Linked DNA regions of Homo sapiens: all the other regions are linked to region 3. The links are chromatin contacts, found by Hi-C or POLR2A ChIA-PET in ENCODE. All regions are on one chromosome and are shown on one strand. The core of a region is the stretch at or near the end of the contact, and the rest is flanking DNA. Distances in the headings are between cores, read along the strand shown.

Region 1 (4,399 bases), core at 1,708-4,207, 480 kb after region 3:
TCAGTCCTAGACTTGGGAGACACAAGCAAGTAACAGTCCCTCTAAGCTCCCTTCTCCTTACCTCACCCTAGACCACCCTTTTCAAGAGGAAAACTCTGAATAAGAACCCAGTTCCCTTGGGCTGACTTCCTTGCCGGTTCCCTAGTGTAAGGAACAGGGTTAAGGAAATTTTCAATGCCCTTGTCAAAATTACAGTGTATCAATGTAAGAGCCTACTTGCCTTAATAAAAACTTACTAGGAAAACAGAGACGTAGAACACTGTAGGAAAAAAATAATCCCTTAGCAACCCCACCTTATTCTATCTTTCTGCCACTACCATAGGCCAGGCCTTGGTTACCTACAAAGGTCAGAGGACAATAGTTCAGGGTGAAGGATCAAAGATGTTCCAGGCCTCAGTGTACCCTGGGAAAGCAGCAGGGTACAACCAAGAGGACTTACCACCAGGTACGGTGGCTCACGCCTGTAATCCCAGCACTTTGGGAGGCCAAAGTGGGCGGATCACAAGCTCAGGAGTTCGAGACCAGCCTGACTAACATGGTGAAACCCCGTCTCTACTAAAAATACAAAAATTAGCTGAGTGTGGTGGCGCGCACCTGTAATCCCAGCTACTCAGGAGGCTGAGGCAGGAGAATCACTTGAACCCAGGAGGCGGAGGTTGTAGTGAGCCAAGATCGCACCACTGCACTCCAGCCTGGGTGACAGAGTGAGTGAGACTCCGTCTCAAAAATAAATAAATAAATAAATAAATAAATAAATAAATAAATAAATAAAGAGGCCTTACCTTCCTGCCCTAAATTTATCCTGCTTTATTTTTTTTTATATAGCGGTTATCACTACTTGACTTCTCCCTCCCCCTCCACAATTTCTTTCTCCCCTTAATAGAATGGAAGCTCCATGAGAGCAGCAACTTTGTTTCGTTCATGCTCATATTCCCAGAGCCAACATTAGTCCCTGGCAATGTTCAATAAACATTGACTGAAGAAAACAACAGGCCCTGGGCTGAGTGAACAGCAATCCGGCGATCTGGATCCTATCTTCTGCCCTTTCACTGTGACATCTGGGGAATCACAGTCTCTTTAGCCATAAATTTCCAAACCTGTAAAATGAGGTGTTTGTATAAACAATGACTGCTGAGGGCCTCTGCAGCTCTACAATTCTAATGACTGTTGTTCACTCATCTCCATATCAGAGGATAGCTCCAGGCATTCGAATGCTCTGCTGCCTGTACCAAAGCAGAAAGGCTATATCCTCCAGTCTCAGCACAGCAAACTGATGCCCTTTCTCTTCATGCCCCACCCACTCACACAAACCGCCCCAGTCCTGAGGAAGCTGGAGAGTCTGCCCTAGGCCCGCCCTCTCTGAGAGACTGTCTGGGAAGCAGTGTTGCCATAGCAATCAGCTCCTCCTCAAAAGGCTTCAGCCTGCCCTTTTTTACCCCACCCTACCCCAGGGCTTTGTCTGTCCTCAGCAGACCCACCCCCCTCCCCAGCCAGTCTCTCAGCTCCTGGGTGGTTGTGTGAGGAGGCTGGCTTGGGGCCCCTTTTAGCAACACTGTCACACTCATTTAGCCACTGTGTGGAACTCAAGCCTTTCCCACCCTCTCCCAGCCAGCCCAGGGGCAAAAAGAACTCTAGCACTCCATCAAATCCCCTCAGGGAAGCAGAGGAGCCCTCAAGAGAACTAGGTCCTAGCCTGTTCTGATAGTGCTTCCAAGCCTGGAGTGTGGGGAGCCACTCCCTCTTCCTCCCCTAGCTGTGGCTGGAACCTCACAACCCTTACTGGGTTCAGCTTACAGTCGTGGCCCACCTCTCAAAACAGACAGAAGACCCTCAATACTCCTCACCACTTCCCCCCTCCCACAGAAGCCCTAGCGTTCCCTACCCAGAAGGATAAGGGTGGGGAAAATCTGTTTGTGGCAAGTGGTTAAATGTGGCTACCAGTCACTTGGGGATCTATGCGAGAGACCTGGGTGGTAGTGGTGGGGGTGGGGTCTGAGCCCTGCCGCTGGTTACCAGGGTCTCTGGTCATTGATAACAAAGTACCGGGCAGGGCACAGCTCCTAGATGGGCAAGGGCCAGGCCAGGCCCTGGGGCAAGGAAGGAAGTGGGAAATGAGCACACCCAGAGCATAAGGGCAGGGCGGGGGAGGGGGGAGACAGAGACCAAGGCCGGCTCTGGGAGGAACAGGAACTAGGATGGGGGGTTGACAGGAACCCAGCGGGGGAAGGGTCCCCCGGGACCTCAGCTTAGGGAAGAAACCCCAGTCTCAGCTGGACAGATCCAAAATAGACTGAGGAGACATTCACACAAGCCCTAGTGACAAGCAGGGTCTGACTCCTCTCTGAGTGCCCAGGCCAGAAGGCGGAGTTAAAAGCTGAGCAGACAGGAGTGCAATAGATTGGCCTCTTCACCCCACTAACCCCAACACCCTTGCTCTTAGAACCCAGAACACAAGTGTCTTCCTGTAGTTACTACAATGCCCTAAACTGTTACTTTGTCAAAGTACTGGGGGTTCTGTTCTCCTGCCTCAAGTTGGGCCTACAACCCCTTCCCCTAGATAGTGCCCGCAGACCCTCCGACACCGCTACACTCCTTCTCCATTAAACAGCCCCCCTTCCTTCAAAGCACCTCCATGTCCCCTGCCCCTCATGTACCTCCTCCAACCCCCCACATCAGACAGAGACAGCCCCCTCACAATGTACCTCGCAACCCCCCCACAACAAAGCGCTCCCGCCCTTCCCCCATAGAGGCCTCTGGAGAATGCACCTTGTTGCCCACACATTGAGTCCCCAACTGCTCCCGCGACTTCGTATCTTCCCTCAACACACAGCAGTCTCCAGATCGTCTGCAAAGCGCACCCCCATCCGCGTCCCTTCTTCCACGCTCACCCTGCCCCACACCTGTAGTTCCGTGGGTCCCGTTGCACTTGGGGACGTGGTAGTGGTTGGGGCAGTTACTGAGCAGCCCTAGCTGTAGCCTCCGCCTGCAAACCTCGCCCCTTCAGTCTGAGCCCCGCCCCCGCAACGCCCGGGCCCACCCTCTCCCTTGTCCCACCTTCCACCTTCTGTGGACTTGTCCCTTTCCTCGTTTAATTTCTCGAGCTCCTCCCCTGTAGCCCGGGCCCCGCCCCCTTCTGACCTCGCACCTCCTTCGCGTTTTCTTTGCATTTCCCCAGGATCCTCAGCTTTTCCCAGGCCCCACCCCCGATCCCCGCCTCCTCTCGGTCTCTCCGCCTTTCACCAGGACCCGCCCCCTCGGATTCCAGCCTGGCAGAAGTCGCGCCAAGACCCTTCCACCACGATCCCCCTCCCATCTCAGAGCCCCTCCTCCTTCCGCCCCTTCTCCCTCACGCCTCACCCGGGCGGTCGCACTCCAACCAGGATCCGCTGGCTCTGATTGGCGGTGGCGGCCCCAAAGGAGGAAGGAGGAGACAAAGTGATGGTCGCAGGTCGCCTGAGGTCCCACCCCGGCCACGTGCGGCTTCTGTGATGACAAGTCTAGAGGGGCGGGGCCTCGGCCGGCAGGCTGCTAGCCTGAGCGGAGCGGATCAGGGCAGAGGTGGGGAGATGGAGCCAGGGCCAAAGCCACCAGCCTGAGGGCTCTGAGCCGGGTTGGGGCTATCTCGCTGCTTTCGCACCGGTGTGAGCTGCCGCCGGAACTCTAACCTCTTTGTAGGGATGTCTGGGTGGGCGCGTGCATTTGCACTAATAGGGGAGGTCCGTAGGGATTGCAAGGTAGTGCAAGGAATCTCAGGGGTCTGTGAAAATGAGGGAATCTGGGCGGTGGGGTTCAGGTCTGCGAGGTTGAGCAGTTTCTGAAGCCTACGCTGTGCAGGCGGGTGTGGGTTCTGGGATGGGATGGACAGTAGGAGTCAGATCAGTACCTACTGAGGCAGGTCAGCGAGATCTGTGAATTTTACGAGATGAGTGTTGATATGGAGTTAGGAGGGCCTGCAATTGCTGGAGAAAAGTGAGGCCTTTCCCTTGTACAGGTGTCTAATGAACTGCATGACAGTTACATATGTTCTGCAGTTTAAGCGGCGCCCTCTCCAACCTCTCCCCAGGAGATACAATAAGGGAGGGCGACGCTTCCCAGACACCGGTAGATGGCAGCACAGGACACTTGCAGAACTGAGACAGCCCAGCTCAGCGCCGATCTGTGGCCTCTCCGAGGAGCGGACCGTTTGGGTCTGGATTTGATCAAGTTCTACAAAAGTCACATTCTTTTTTATTTTTTTTTGAGACGGCGTCTCGCTCTTTCGCCCAAACTGGAGTGCAGTGGTGCGATCTCGGCTCACTGCAACCTCCGCCTACTGGGTTCAAGCAATTCTCCTGCCTCAGCCTTCAGAGTAGCTGGGATTACAAGCGCGCGCCACCAGGCCGGGCTAATTTTCGTATTT
Region 2 (4,035 bases), core at 358-2,857, 510 kb before region 3:
GGGTCCCAAGGTGAAACTCTCTCTCCTTCAGGAGACTGGGAAGTTGCTGTGCTGCATAACCATGCAACACTCGAGAGTAGCTGGTTTCATTCTGTAGCCTGACTTCCCGGTTCTTCAAGTAGTATACTAAGGATCTCTTCACAGGAGGAAGTCTTTTCCTTTTGTGAAGCGAGTGATCCCAGCCAAACTGTGGAAACAACATTAGAAATCAGGGCTTTGGCTACTCTTCTTCAGAACAGATCCTACTGTATTACAGAAATCACCAACTCATAACTCATACTGCAGAATTTACAAACAACACAAATACAAACACAAGAGAACAAGAATCTCAATCCAGAAAGTCGTTTAACTCTTCCAACATTAAAAAGATGTTGCTCACAGTCAAACTTACCAATGTGAATTACAAGGGCTGAAAGTCAAGGGAATGAATGCAGAATAGAACAGACTAAAAGGTTTACTAGACATTTTAGGAGTGAAAGATTGAAGGAAATGAGAGGTAGAGTGATTCCCATACCGACATGGGCTGCATCTCTACCCAGCCCCCTTCTCCCTCTCAGTCTGTACTCCCACTGGAGCACGGAAGATACAGTCCAAGGAGCCAGACCTGGCTCCCAGGTCTTCCAGGGATGCATCATCAATGACCGTTCCTCTGTCATCATGCCCGCGCTCCAGGCAGTTGCAGAATTCGAAAAATCAACCGCCAACGGGGTAGTAGGCCCCCGGGAAATCAGAGGCCATATCTATGTCCAAGAAGGCCTTCCCCTCCAAAGGGGGCGGCATAGAGATGATACCTGGGAACTGTTGTTTCTTTTGGGGTCCAAACGCCGAAAGGCCCAGCTCAGGGTTGGGTATACATATAGGGAGACTACTTCCTTCTTCCAGGAGGGACGCAATCATCCCAGCTTCCTAGGGCCCATGGAAGGTAGAGTTCACTCTACCAGAGTTTGTTTCCGATTCCCTTAACTTCGGTTTCCCCTTCCTCCAAAGCCAAGATTCTGGTTTCTTTTCAAGCCCTATCCACGAATGCAGGCCTCCCGCGGATTATGTCCCATTCCTGAGTTCCCCTTTGGCTCCTCACCGCCCTGGCCTATCTGCCCTCCAGTTAACGAGGGTCCAGTCCTGACCCTATAGGCCCTGAACCCATTCCTGTTTTGCCTCTGACTGCAGACCCTGGACCCCGATTCCCGTCGCAGGATCTGCGGACCCTAAGCCCATCTTGGTTCCTCAGCCTCACCACCCAGGTGCCGGCCTCTCAACCCTCACCTGCGGGCCCTGAGCGTCGCTCCCAGCTCCCGGCGAGGCGGGCGCTTTCCGCTTCCTGCTAACTACTTTCCGGGCCATAGTGGGCAGCGCCGCCGCGGCCCCGCAGCCACATGGGGCGGGGGAAGCGAAGGATAGCAGGACGGCGGGTCATATACTGGGCCCCGGGGCCGCGCACCTTAGTGCGCCCGGCCCGGAAAATGGCCCGGACCCGGAGCGGCAGCAGAAAAAAGATAGGCGGAAAGAAAGGAAAGAGAGAGGAAGGACTTGAGCCGGGAAAGGGAAGGGGAAGCGAGAATGAGCGGCTTTCCGACGGCAGAGCCTGCAAGGACGGCGAGCGGCTAGAACCAAAACACCCCCTCCCCCTTGCTCGCGCGCCGTCACCCTTGCGCAGCCGCACTTCGGATAGCGTCGCCACGGAAACACCGCCGGAACGAGATGGGCGGGATCTAGGGGTTGGAAGATAGTTCTCTGGTGTTTCCCGGCCGCCGCCAGGCCATTTTCAACGGTTGTTTGGCTACTGCTGGATGGAAGTGGACGAGCTGGGGCCAAGGGAATCTGGCTTCTGGCCGCCGACCTCCGACCCCAGCCCGCCTATCCGCAGGCACCCGGAAGTGAGGACCACCAGTGCTGCTGGGGGAAGGAATCCTCCCTAGTGCAGGCCTTAACCCGGTTACCTCCCATCTGGCACCAAACGTTTCCCTGAATCTGTCACAAACCGTGCCCTGGCTCCAAGGGCTGGACAGGGGGGTGGGGGGGTGGGGGGCAGGAACCGCTCCCACCCTCGAGGTGAAGTCCAGTCAGGAAGTCAGGGCAGTGTGGCCAGACTTTCCCACCACTGAGAACCTGCCCAGCACAACCAACCCAGGCCGCCCTACGAGTCTCTGGCTACCCTCTTCCCACCGCTGGGTAGCCCTGAGGCTCCATTCTCCGCTCTGTCTCCTCCTGATCCTTTCTCCTGTCCGAAATGCTTCAGCCCCTCAGTCAGTTTCAGCTCCTCAGTCACCTTCCCCTTACGGTGCAACTTCACCATTCCCTTTAGATTTCCATGACCTGCCATCTAAACCACATGGTCTTTTGTGCTTTATGAAGTAGTCATCACGCTGTAAACTTATCTGTAGCTGCCTGCCTCACTCTTGGATTCAGGTTGCGTCTCCATTAGGGCAGGTCGGGAATTCTGAACTACAGGAAAGAGAGTGGTCATTTTTGGCTTGCCAGTCCAGTTAGAGCTGGCATTGGCCTCCAAACAAGGGGGCTTCATCAGGATCACCCTTGCCAACATTTTTGGAAGATCCTGAAGGAATATGACTGCCAGCCTTCGCTTTCCTCAAGCAAACAAACCCTCTGAGGAAGCAGGATGCTCTTGCTTGGGGCTGATTGGCCTCAGGCTGTGGTGCCCAGTTACCTGCTGGTCACTTCAGGCTTCAGGCCTCAGGCCTCATACCTCCAAGGAGCTCTGTTGGACCATCTCAAGTTCTGTCAACAAGGAGATTTGGATTTGTTTTCCAAGCCGAATCAAAGACCAGATTGAAGCAGGGTCTCCTGCCATCCCAAGTCGGCACTACCACTAACCCCTAATGTCTTGCGAAAGGCAGCTCCATCTTATTTGGTCAGGCCTGTCCCTTTAGAGATATGCACATAGTGAGTGGGTCAGGAGTGGGTCAGCTTTCTTTTTTGAGTCTGTTCTAATTCTGTCTTGCCCCGCAATGCTCTGGATGACCCAAGAGCCCCTGGGCAAGAGTCTGGAATCCTTTGAGAATCTCTAGGCTCAGATTGGGCTGTCAGTGCCAAGAGGGGCACACTGGGCACTGCTGCAGTCTCTTTCTCAAAGTTCCTTTACTTCATCTTCACAACCTAGGAACCATCCCCAAATGTACCTTATAGCAGAGCTCGCGATTTCTTTTCTTTTTTTTTTTTTGAGATGGAGTCTCACTCTGTAGCCTAGGCTGGAGTGCAGTGGCACGATCTCGGCTCACTGCAACCTCTGCCTCCTGGGTTCAAGTGATTCTCCTACCTCAGCCTCCTGAGTAGCTCAGATTACAGGTGCTCGCCACGTTGCCCAGCTAATTTTTTTTTTTCTTTTTTGAGACGGAGTCTCGCTCTGTCGCCCAGGATGGAGTGCAGTGGTGCGATCTCGGCTCACTGCAGGCTCCGCCTCCTGGGTTCACGCCATTCTCCTGGCTCAGCTTCCCGAATAGCTGAGACTACAGGCGCCCGCCACCACGCCTGGCTAATTTTTTGTATTTTTAGTAGAGACGGGGTTTCACCATGTTAGCCAGGATGGTTGCCCACTAATTTTTGTATTTTTAGTAGAGACGGGGTTTCACCATGTTAGCCAGGATGGTTGCCCACTAATTTTTGTATTTTCAGTAGAGATGGGGTTTCGCCATGTTGGCCAGGCTGGTCTCAAAATCCTGACCTCAGGTGATCCGCCCACTTCGGCCTCCCAAAGTGCTAGGATTACAGGCATGAGCCACCACGGCTGGCCAAGAGCTCACCATTTCTATTCAAATAACAGAATGAAAGTCCATTTTGGAAATTTAATTGACAATTGCCTTTAAAAGACTGCAGGCCAGGTGCGGTGGCTCACGCCTGTAATCCCAGCACACTGGGAGGCCGAGTTGGGCCAATCACCTGAGGTCAGGAGTTCGAGACCAGCCTCCTGAGTAGCTGGGTTGCAGTGAGCTGAGATCATGCCACTGGACTCCAGCCAGGGTGACAGAGCAAGACCCTGTGTAAAAAATAAAATAATAAAATAATAATGATAACAATAAT
Region 3 (4,032 bases), core at 53-2,552:
ATTAGCCGGGCGTGGTGGCGGGCGCCTGTAGTCCCAGCTACTCGGGAGGCTGAGGCAGGAGAATGGCGTGAACCCGGGAAGCGGAGCTTGCAGTGAGCCGAGATCGCGCCACTGCACGCCAGCCTGGGCGACTGAGCAAGACTCCATCTCAAAAAACAAACAAATAAAAAGATAACTGTCTGTCTTGTCTTTTGGGGTATTGAGAGCATTTCTGATTACCCATTGTCTCCCCAACAGTTGTTGGAATACTGTCTGGGCAAAATTGTGCCTGGGCAGATAAAAATCAGACATGTTTAATAGGAAGTTGTTATGTTTTGTTTCCCCTTGACAGAGGAAAGCAAGAGTCCCTCAGCTCTGCCCCAACCAATCACCTGTGGCTTATGGGAGGGTGGAGGAAGGGAACCATGAGGAGGGCCCCCCCAACACACTCCTTTTCCATGCCATGCTCCCCGCAATTGTGGGCACCCCCCGCGTGAAGGGACCCACTTCTCTGACAGAGCCTTCTTACCCACCTGGGTAGAAGACCTCACTTTTGGTGGTGCCCTCTCTCCACTGGTGGAAGGTGCCAGAGATGATGGTATCCGAGATCTCAGCCCAGTAGCGCCCTGAGTGACAATCGCACATGACACTATCAGGGTATTCGCGCCATTGCATGGCCCAGCCAAACATCAGAAAGGAGGGCATGGGCCCCTTTACAACCCCAGCCTCCCAGTCTGGCCCGCCGCTAGCACTGACCCGAGTGGCCGCGGGAGCCCAAGGCGGTGCCGAAGAGCAGCACATACTCGGACAGCGAGGCGTGCAGAAGGCACATGGCGCCCATCCAGCCACCCGCATTCACGAACACCCACTGCAGCTCCTCGTCGGGCAGCACGTGGCCTGGGTGCAGCCGCCGCAGCTCCACGATCAGACGAGAGAAGGCCAGCTCGTGGTCCAGCCCTGGCGGAGGCAGAGGGGCGGCGGAGTCAGGGCTGGCACCGGTCCTAGGTCCGGGGATGGCGCCTTCGGAACCCTAGGCTCCGCTCCCAGGCCGGCCGCTCCCCTCCCTGCCCTCTGCCCGCTCACCAGCGTACTGCCGCGCCAACTGCGCTATCTCTTCGCGCTGGAAGACGAAGCTCTGCGTACCCAGCCAGAGCCAGACGACCTGGGTCAGCACCGCTGCGACAGCCAGGAGCAGCGCGGCCCACGCCCACCGCCGGCCCACGGCCCACTGCATCCCGGCGGGCGGCCTGGCACGGCGCAGCTCAGGAGGGAGCCGGGGCCTGAGGCTTTGCGCTCACGGCCTCGGAGCCCGCCGGCTGCCCACGAAGCGCTCCCCCGCCACCGCCGTGGTACGGCTCGCCCTGACCAATCGGAGCGGCCCGGGCACCTTGGCACCGCCCTTCGGTTGAACCATTTCCTCGGGGGGAGCACGGAGGAGTGGGGCGGTGCCGCGCAAGGGAGGCAAGGGGGCGGGGCCAAGTCGCCCAGCGGCAGATGTCAGGGTCTTCAGGCGAGGTCTGACCTAGCTAGCGCCACTCTACATACGGATAGGTGTGGGGATAGTGAGACCCAGAATGGACGGGCTCGCCCGAGCTCACTGGCTGGTGAAGCAGACGAGCCCGGAAGTGAAGCCTTCTGGGACTCAACGATTGTTAAGGCCCGCCTTTACCAGGACTGAAGCGGAGAGGAGGCAGTTCAAGCTGGGAGCCCCAGGGTGGGCATTCCAGAGGCGGTGACACCTGAGCAGTGTCTTTAAGAGCTCGCAGAAGGGGCATGCCAGCCCACAGGGACCAGCCCCTAGAGCAAAGGCCTCCGAGGAGAGACAGCTTGGGGTCTTCAGGGGCCTACAATTCCTTCTCTGTTCTGCGGCACAAAATGTGAGAGGAGGCCTTGTAAACCAGCTGAGGGTTATCAGCAAGGGAGGAAGGGGATTAGATTTTGCCACCGAGTGGCACAGGACTGTCGAGTGGAGGGGAGCAAGATGAGTCAGGGAGACCATGACTGTGGGCCAGGTAAGAGGGAAGGTCTGTGTCAGTGGAGATGGAAGAAAGAAATGAGCTTAACAACTCTGGAAATGGAGTTGGCAGGGCTTGATCTCTTCTTCCTGGAATACTCTTTCCCCCTTTATCCTATCCCCACTTTCCCCTTATTTGGCTAACATCCTTTGCATGTCTAGTGGGCAGTTGAGTGTCCAGGTCTCGAAGCTCAGCTCCAGTCTGGAGATAGAGCTGGGAGTTGTCATTCATTCAGATACTTTGTTGGCACTTGTATGTGCCAAGTTCTGTGGTGGCCATTAGGGATATGGCTAGAAACAATGGTCCTACTCCCCAGCTTAGAGATCTCACTGGAGAGTCTACAGAAAACCTCTAAGAATGGATGAAATCTCACAGGGAGAGAGAATAGAGTAAGATAAGGCTAAAGACAGAGCCCTGGAGAGCACCAACAGCAAAGGGTAGGCAGAGGAAGAAGAAAGCAAAAAGGAAAAGAAACAAAAGAGAAAAGAGGTAGCATTGTGCAGTGATTAAGAAATAAACTCTGGAGCTGGACTGCCTGAGTTCAAGGCCTGGCTCCTGCTACCTACTAGTTGTCTGATCTTGGGCAGTTTACTTAAAATCTCTGTAACTTAGTTTTCTTACCTGTAAAATGGAATGGAGATAAGTACCTACCTCATAGTACATATCTTCATTGTGATGAGATTAGATGGGTTAATATTTATAAAGCAGTTAGTGCCTCACATGGTGAGAATTTTATGTGATGGTTATATATATAAAACATAAAGGAACTGGAAAAAAGTAGCCTCATACATTTTTGACCTTAAAGAAAGAAACTGAGGCCGGGCGAGGTGGCTCATAACTGTAATCCCAACACTTTGGGAGGCTGAGGCAGACGGAACACTTGAGTCCAGGTATTCGAGACCAGCCTTGGCAACATGGTGAAACCCCATCTCTGCAAAAAGTACAAAAATTAGTCAGGAGTGGGGGCGCACACCTGTAGTCCCAGCTACTCAGGAGGCCGAAGTGGGAGGATCGCTTGAGCCTGGGAAGTGGAGGTTGCAGTTGAGCCAACAGAGGGAGACTCTGCCTCAAAAAAAAAAAAAAAAAAAAAAAAAAAAAGGGCCAGGCACAGTGGCACACACCTGTAGTCCCAGCACTTTGGGAGGCCAAGGTGGGCAGGCAGATTTCCTGAGCTCAGAAGTTCGAGACCACCCTGGGCAACATGGTGAAACCTCGTCTCTACTAAAATACAAAAAATTAGCCGGGCGTGGTGGCAGGTGCCTGTAGTCCCAGCTACTCGGGAGGCTGAAGCAGAAGAATCGCTTGAACCCAGAAGGTGGATGTTGCAATGAGCCAAGATCGTGCCACTGCACTCCAGCCTGGACAACAGAGGGAGACCCTGTCTCTAAAAAAAAAAGAAAAGAAAAAGGGGCCGGGCACTGTGGCTCACACCTGCAATCCCAGCACTTTGGGAGGCCGAGGCGGGTGGATCACCTGAGGTTGGGAATTTGAGACCAGCCTAACCAACATGGAGAAACCCTGTCTCTACTAAAAATACAAAATTAGCTGGGCGTGGTGGCGCATGCTTGTAATCCCAGCTACTCAGGAGGCTGAGGCAGGAGAATCACTTGAACCCAGGAGGCAGAGGTTGCGGTGAGCCGAGATCACGCCATTGCACTGCAGCCTCAGTGTGAAACAGCAAAACTCCGTCTCAAAAAAAACAAAACAGGCTGGGCGGGGTGGCTCACGCCTGTAATCCCAGCGCTTTGGGAGGCCGAGGCAGGTGGATCACGTGGTCAGGAGTTCGAGACCAGCCTGACCAACATGGTGAAACCCCATCTCTACTAAAAAATACAAAAATTAGCCGGGCGCGGTGGCGCGTGCCACCCACTTGGCCCAGCTACTTGGGGGGCTGAGGCAGGAGAATCGTTTGAACCCGGGAGGTGGAGGTTGCAGTGAGTGGAGACTGCACCATTGCACTCCAGCCTGGGCGACAGAGTGAGACTCTGTCTCAAAAAAGAAAAACACACAAACAAAAACAACAGTGAGGAAAAAAAAA

Evidence for each region. A loop is a pair of places that touch in the nucleus more often than their neighbours do. ChIA-PET counts read pairs that join two places held with the same protein, here RNA polymerase II (POLR2A). Pooled maps may share reads with other maps.
Region 1: a map with no recorded cell type shows a loop between it and region 3 (19-fold over the local background). The contact joins the promoter of ATOSB here to the promoter of SIGMAR1 in region 3. A Hi-C loop is called at or near these places in 4 of 37 single-sample maps with no recorded cell type and 9 of 50 pooled maps. POLR2A ChIA-PET finds 5 or more read pairs at or near these places in 3 of 52 experiments (Panc1, WTC11 and activated naive CD4-positive, alpha-beta T cell).
Region 2: a pooled map shows a loop between it and region 3 (7-fold over the local background). The contact joins the promoter of DCAF12 here to the promoter of SIGMAR1 in region 3. A Hi-C loop is called at or near these places in 10 of 50 pooled maps. POLR2A ChIA-PET finds 5 or more read pairs at or near these places in 3 of 52 experiments (H1, Panc1 and activated naive CD8-positive, alpha-beta T cell).

The regions. Positions count from the first base shown.
Region 1 is chr9:35,112,905-35,117,303 of GRCh38, forward strand. ATOSB (atos homolog B) reads right to left here and starts at 2,958. Exons shown (of 9, transcript NM_025182.4): 1 at 2,901-2,958. RefSeq lists an enhancer at 940-1,769 and a silencer at 3,103-3,162.
Region 2 is chr9:34,125,091-34,129,125 of GRCh38, forward strand. It overlaps DCAF12 (DDB1 and CUL4 associated factor 12), which reads right to left and starts at 1,608. Exons shown (of 9, transcript NM_015397.4): 1 at 1,264-1,608; 2 at 1-187. The coding sequence starts at 1,341. RefSeq lists an enhancer at 1,157-1,858 and a silencer at 1,293-1,342.
Region 3 is chr9:34,636,485-34,640,516 of GRCh38, forward strand. SIGMAR1 (sigma non-opioid intracellular receptor 1) reads right to left here and starts at 1,303. Exons shown (of 4, transcript NM_005866.4): 1 at 1,063-1,303; 2 at 736-936; 3 at 513-605. The coding sequence starts at 1,213. RefSeq lists a silencer at 1,053-1,542.